Regions from separate parts of the Homo sapiens genome. Here region 1 is linked to region 2. A link is a loop called in an ENCODE intact Hi-C map of the cell type or tissue named here. Cell type or tissue: Caco-2. All regions are shown on one strand. Links, peaks and the distances in the headings refer to the core of each region. The heading gives the core; the rest is flanking DNA.

Region 1 (2,890 bases), core at 278-2,777, 130 kb before region 2:
CTCCCTGTCCTCTGTGTCCTGAGTTGCCACACCCTCCCTTCCAGGTATCTGGAGGACAAAGCACCAAGGCCAACAGCTCAGTCGAAACCGCAAGTCCATTATTCTCTGGGTGGCTCAGTCAGATGAGCCTCAGTTTCCTCCCTTGTGAAATGGGCACATGGACCTCACAGAGTCACTGTGTGAAATCACGGAGCTGTACATCACGACTCTGGTGTCTGGGGAGGGTGTCCCTCTGCATGTACCCAAGAGCCTCCATTCTGAGCCCTGTTACCAGGAGGATGCAGAGGTGGGGCCGTGGTGGGCGACCCTCACTCTCCTCCTTCCTGGTGGGGGGCGACCCTCACTCTCCTCCTTCCTGGTGGGGGGTGACCCCCACTCTCCTCCTCCCTGGTGAGTGGCTACCCCTCTCTCCCTCTTCCTGGTAGGGGGAGATCCTCCCTCTCCTCCTCCCTGGAAGACCCAGGTCAAGCCTCACGGACCCAAATGCCTTTGAGACCATGAAGGAACAGCCCCGCCAGCCAGGCAAGAGGGAAAAGCAGCAACTGAGCCGAATCCACTTCTGGCTTTGGGAGCCGGGGGTGCCTTCAGCAACAGCCTCCTGCTGCCATATGAGCTCGGATCCAATGCAGGCTACAGGCAGCTACGATGGACCAGGCCTTCCCACCTCACGGGCGGCCCTTCACTGCCTCTCCACGGACTGCCCTTGAGGCAGGATCAATCCACCCTGTGCAGAAGAGACGCTGGGCCCGCCCGGCCACACGTCCACCCCACACATCCACCCCATGTACGCTGGGCCCGCCCGGCCACAAGCAGCAGACATCGGGCCTGGACGGGACCCCAGCGAAGCGACTCTGCTCCCTGCGTTCCCCTGCGTGCTGCTCGGGTGGCCGGAACGCCGGGCTCTGGAGAAAGTGTGAGCCGCACTCAGGACAGCCATCCTCACGGGCCTGTGGGTCAGTGGGCTCAGAAATGACCCAACGGAGGCCGCGTGCAGTGGCTCACACCTGTAATCCCGGCGTTTTGGGAGGCCGAGGCGGGAGGATGGCTCGAGCCCAGGACTTCGTGACCAGCCTGGTCAACATGTCGAGCCCCTGTCTCTATAAAAAATTTAAAAATTAGCCGGGTGCGGTGGCGTACACATGTAGTTCCAACTGCTTGGGAGGCTGAGGCAGGAGGATCGCTTGAGCCCAGGAGTTTGCGACTGCAGTGAGCTGTGATCGCACCACTGTACTCCAGCCTGGACGACAGAGTGAGACCCTAACACTCTCCCACTCCCCACCCCCAACGCCAAAAAAGGAAAGAAACGCTCCGAGGGCAACCACGACCGAGCTTGTAGTCCAAGTCCAAGCAGCCCTGTCCACACTCACACCAGCCCTCGACCCCCTGGGCATCAGGACCGCAGCCAGTGCCTCTCACCCAGACTCTGTGCTCCACCCTTGGAGAGTGGGGCAGGGCTGGGCAGAGACCCCCTTCTCTTCCCCACTGTGAGGCCTCCAGCAAGCCCTATTCCCTCCCCGAGATGGCCCCTCCTCTGCAGGAAAACTTCTCCACGTGTGGCCCTAACACGTCGTCTTTAACCGCCGGTCAGCCCCAGAAGGTGCCGGACACCACCTGGGCACCACCAGCCCACAGACAGACATCTGCGTCTCTCTTCTCCCCGGGGCACAGAGGCCAAACCTGCCCCAGCTTCCTCCTCACCCAGCCGCCAAGCTGGGGCTTAGGGGCAAGGATTCCAGAAGCGCTCGCAGAGCCAGAAACCATTCTTCAAGTCAACAAATCACCCCGGCCCCCACCTCCACCGCCGTTTTTAATGGTTAACCAGCACAATAAACACAGCGATAATAGGTTTCTGATCCCTTATCGCCGTCACACCGAGGAGGCTGCCGAGGCTGCAAGTGCCCCCTCCGGGCCGGACCGCAGGCTGGACGCCCCTTTCATCTGCAGCCAAGCAGCTCAAAGGGGAGAGTGTTTCCAAACCAAGCCCTTTCCAGTGCAAATTTTGCAGCAAAAATAGAAAAGGAAATTCTTAATCTGCTGTTTCATGTGTGACGAGCGGTTCTGTGGTGGGACAGCGGCCCCGAGAATGCCCTGTCGCTTTATCTGAGGCCTTCCCCACACAAGTAAGGCTGCATAGCCCAGGCCTTTTGTGCTCTGCGACCAGTGGGCCAGGGCTTTGTTGTGGGCACCCGAGACTGGGCCGGGCTGCCCCATTCCATCGGCCTTTGATCTGAGTTTGGCACCGTAAATGTGGCCGACCGCCTATCCGGGCCTCGGATGCCTGGAGCCTGGTTCCCCACCATGCAGCTTCATCAGGCTTTGAAACAACCGTGCAGGGAGCTAAGCCTGGACGCAGAGGCCGCACCTGCAGCTGACAGCGAGGGAAAGTGGAGGAGGGTTTAAAGCAAAGTCCAGACTCGGAGAAGTCCCGCAGGGGGACCTTGGGCGGTGGAACCTGCTCCGTGCACCCTTCCCCCTTTTATCTCTTAGGAGGGCCTGGGACTTGTGAACACACTTTACCAAAAAACCATAAAGGAAGAAAAGAAGGGGGGGGGAGGGAGAGAGAGAAAAGAAAGAAGAGAAGAGAGGAGAAGGGAAGGGAAGGAGGGTGGGCAGGAGGGAGAGGGAGGGAGGGAAAGGGAAGGAGGGAGGGAGGGAGTGAAAAAAGAAGAAAAAGAAAAGAAGGAAGGAGAGAAAGGGAGAGAGACACAGAGGGAAAGAAGGAAGGGAGGGAGGAAGGAAGGAAAGAAGAAAAAAGAAAGAAGGAGAAAGAGACAGAGGGAAGGAAGGGAGGGAGGAAGGAGGGAGGGAGGGAGGGAAGGAAAGAGTTCAGAAAAATAGTTCCGAGCGACACTCTCTGAAGTTTTAAGAACCTGGCCTCTGTTATGTGATG
Region 2 (2,890 bases), core at 138-2,637:
TCCTGGGCCATCACCGAGGCTACACAAGATGATCCAGGAGGAGCACAGGCCAGCAGGCCGTGGCTATCAGGCACAGGCAGCTCAAAAGCGAACCAGACCTCAGCTGGGTTCCCCTCTTCGGACTGGACTTTGCCTGTCTGCGAGCCACGCCTGCCCTCAATTCTCCAGGCACAAAACCACAACATGGGGGTCCTGCCTCCACAGCCCCTTCCCCGGGGAGCTGCAGGCAGACAATGGCCCAGTCCAGGCCAGAGAGGGGAGCTTCAGGCATTCAACAAGAGAGGCAAGAAATCACACACACACACACACACACACACACACACACACACACACATAATGCACATATAGGCCCTGTCACGGGAACACAACTCCACCCCACACACACACCTGTATAATGCACACACATACCCTGTCATGGGGAGGCAACTCCACCCCCCACCAGTCATGCATGTGTAATGTACACAGGGGCCCCATCGTGGGAATCTTACTACACACACAGAGTGCAAGCACGCACACGCCTGGCATCAACAGACCCCTAATACACAGCCAGGGACTGCATGAGTAGAGTATTGGCTCTCCCAGCCCAAACCCCAGCACTCATTTCATCCTCCCAACCATGCTACAAGGAGGCAAGACTGGCACCTCCATTTACAGAACAAACTGAGGCGCAGGCAAGCTCTAACTAAGCCTGTCCCTAATTGCTAGGCTGTCCCACCTGCCCCCTGGAGCACACACCAGGGAATAGCCACCACCTTCCTGCCCTCCCAGGCCCTGGGGAGCTGAGCACCCAGCAGGCGCTCCATCTGTGCCCACGGAACCAGCCCTGCCGCATGCAGGGTCTAAATGCAAGAACAGCCACTATGGATCACCCACTTCACCCCTCACGGTTCATGGGGAAACTGAGGCTAGAAAGGAAACGGAGGCCGGGTCACCCCCTGAGCACAGGGGCGTGGGGGAATGCACGCTGCTGGGTGAATGAGGAGACCTCAGCCCAAGGCCAGATGCCCCCAGCCCAGTGGCCCTGCCTCCCAGGCAGTCAGGAGGGTGAAGGAGGGAGGAGGGGAATGTTTCCCAACCTTCTTGGGGGGAAGGGGGGACTCCAGACTCTGGAGACTGGGCATCAGCAGGGCCCCCAGGGAGAAGGTCAGCTCTGCACCCTGGGACCAGGCAGGCTCCGAAGGTAAGCCGGTCCCTAAGGCGCTGGGGACCAGGCTTGTCCGAGGCTGAGTTAATGGTTAACCCACAGTGCAAAGGGTGCCTGCAGGCGTGTGAAGTGGTCTGGGCTGCCTGGGGCGTGAGCAGACAGCCAAGTATGAGCTCAACAGTTGCAGGGCGTGGGGCGCCTGGGGTCAGGAGCCAGCTCAGAAACAGGACCTGGCCTGGGAGGTTTCGCTACGTCACAAAGCGTGAGAGAAAGCGGCCAGGACACTGCCGCTTCCTACATGGGGCTCCGTTCCACTCGGGAGGCCTCAGATCAGCCTCCACACTCCCGCGGCAATCTGCCCCTTTCCCCAGGACAGAATCCTCCAGAGAGAGGCCTCCGCAGGCCGTGCACACACTTCCACCTCCCATCTGTAAAACGGAGACCAATCACACCCACCCAGGAGTTGAGGAATAAATGAGGCTGCACATGCAGAAGGCCCCAGAAACGAGGACAAAGCCAGCCTTCAAGAGTGGGCTGCCACTGGCGTGGATTCTAATCCAGAGCCCCAAAACCAACCCACCCCCTGGTCCCCAAGCTCAGCACAGTACCACCACCCACCCACCACAGGCAGAGAGTGGGTCTAGAGCCACCCTCCTGTTGAGGGCCTGGGGTCGGAGAGGCCCGGCCCGAGGATGAACTGCAGCAAAGCCCCAAGAGGAGCAGCAGGGCCACCTGGGACCTCAGCCACCCCCAGCCCTGCAAGCATGTCCTCAGCCCTCCCTGAGTCAAGAACTGCCCAGGTAGTAAGTAACTAGGGATCCCAGTGCGCAAAACCAGGCCCAGCCCCCTCCTGCCTCAGCAGGGACCGAGTTCCTTCCTCCCCTCCCCTGGAGGCCCTGGACACAGGTCCCAGCAGGAGGAACAGCACCAGCCTCACACCCTGCCATCTCCCAGGCTCGAAGCACCCATACTCTGCTGCTCCCACCCACCCCCAGCCTCTGCAGGGGTGGCCAAGTGAGGCATGGGGCAGGTGGGCTCTGAAATCTGGGTTCGTGGGGATGGGCTCGGGCAGGGCGCCCTGTTCTGCTCCCGGCCCTGACCCTCCGGATGGCACAGCCTCTTTGGTCAACAAGCAGCCTCACCTAGTTCCCTCGGCAGGGCAGATACCAGGGCCTGGCTCGGCAGAGACCGCAGGCCCGTCTGGCCAGACACCAGACGCCCAGGCGAGGGGCAGGCTCGCTCTCAACCACTCGAGATGGCCGGCCACCGCGGGCGCGTGGGCTCCCAGGACACAACAGAAATGCCACCCCTCTGGGCACCGTGCGAAAGGCACATGGCACGGCCGCTCGTCTGGGAACCCACTGCCTCCTCAGACAAGCCCGTTTTTATCAAACAAAAACAAACAGCGATGATTGCACCTGTTTCTGAGTATGCCAGGATTCCGGGCCGTTCCGCCACCTCTGTCTGGCCAGGAAATAGCTACATTTTTCTCCCAAGAACACAAAATGAATATTGGATTCTCACAAAAACCTCCTCCATAAAAGAAGGCCAAGTCCAAAGAACAGACTACAATGTCCTCAGGACCCCCACGGGGGGTACCCCGGCCCCCAGGCCCCAAGCCGAAGCCCAAGTGATGGGGGGGGTCCCCATGTCCCTCCCCTTTTTCCGTCCCAGAGATGTGGGCTGCACCTTATCACACCAGACATTCCGATTCCCCACGGCTGAGTTCATCTGCGTCGTAAGCCG

What was found. Peaks named below come from ENCODE experiments on the same cell type or tissue, not always from the same donor. Only the 100,000 strongest peaks of a DNase experiment are listed, where the experiment ranks them.
Region 1: a loop joins it to region 2, with 8 times the contacts of the local background. A loop is called at or near these places in 5 of 110 quality-filtered maps.

The regions. Positions count from the first base shown.
Region 1 is chr7:371,345-374,234 of GRCh38, forward strand. No RefSeq gene overlaps it. Among named protein-coding and RNA genes, the nearest start is that of FOXL3-OT1, 82 kb to the left of the region's middle. RefSeq lists a silencer at 630-830. In Caco-2, for the core only: no CTCF peak of the experiment used is centred there; DNase peaks (open chromatin) are centred at 607, 1,807 and 2,387; H3K4me3 peaks cover 781 bases.
Region 2 is chr7:502,477-505,366 of GRCh38, forward strand. The region is part of intron 4 of PDGFA (platelet derived growth factor subunit A); the gene reads right to left. Among named protein-coding and RNA genes, the nearest start is that of PDGFA, 16 kb to the right of the region's middle. RefSeq lists an enhancer at 1,222-1,999. In Caco-2, for the core only: no CTCF peak of the experiment used is centred there; DNase peaks (open chromatin) are centred at 1,315 and 1,985.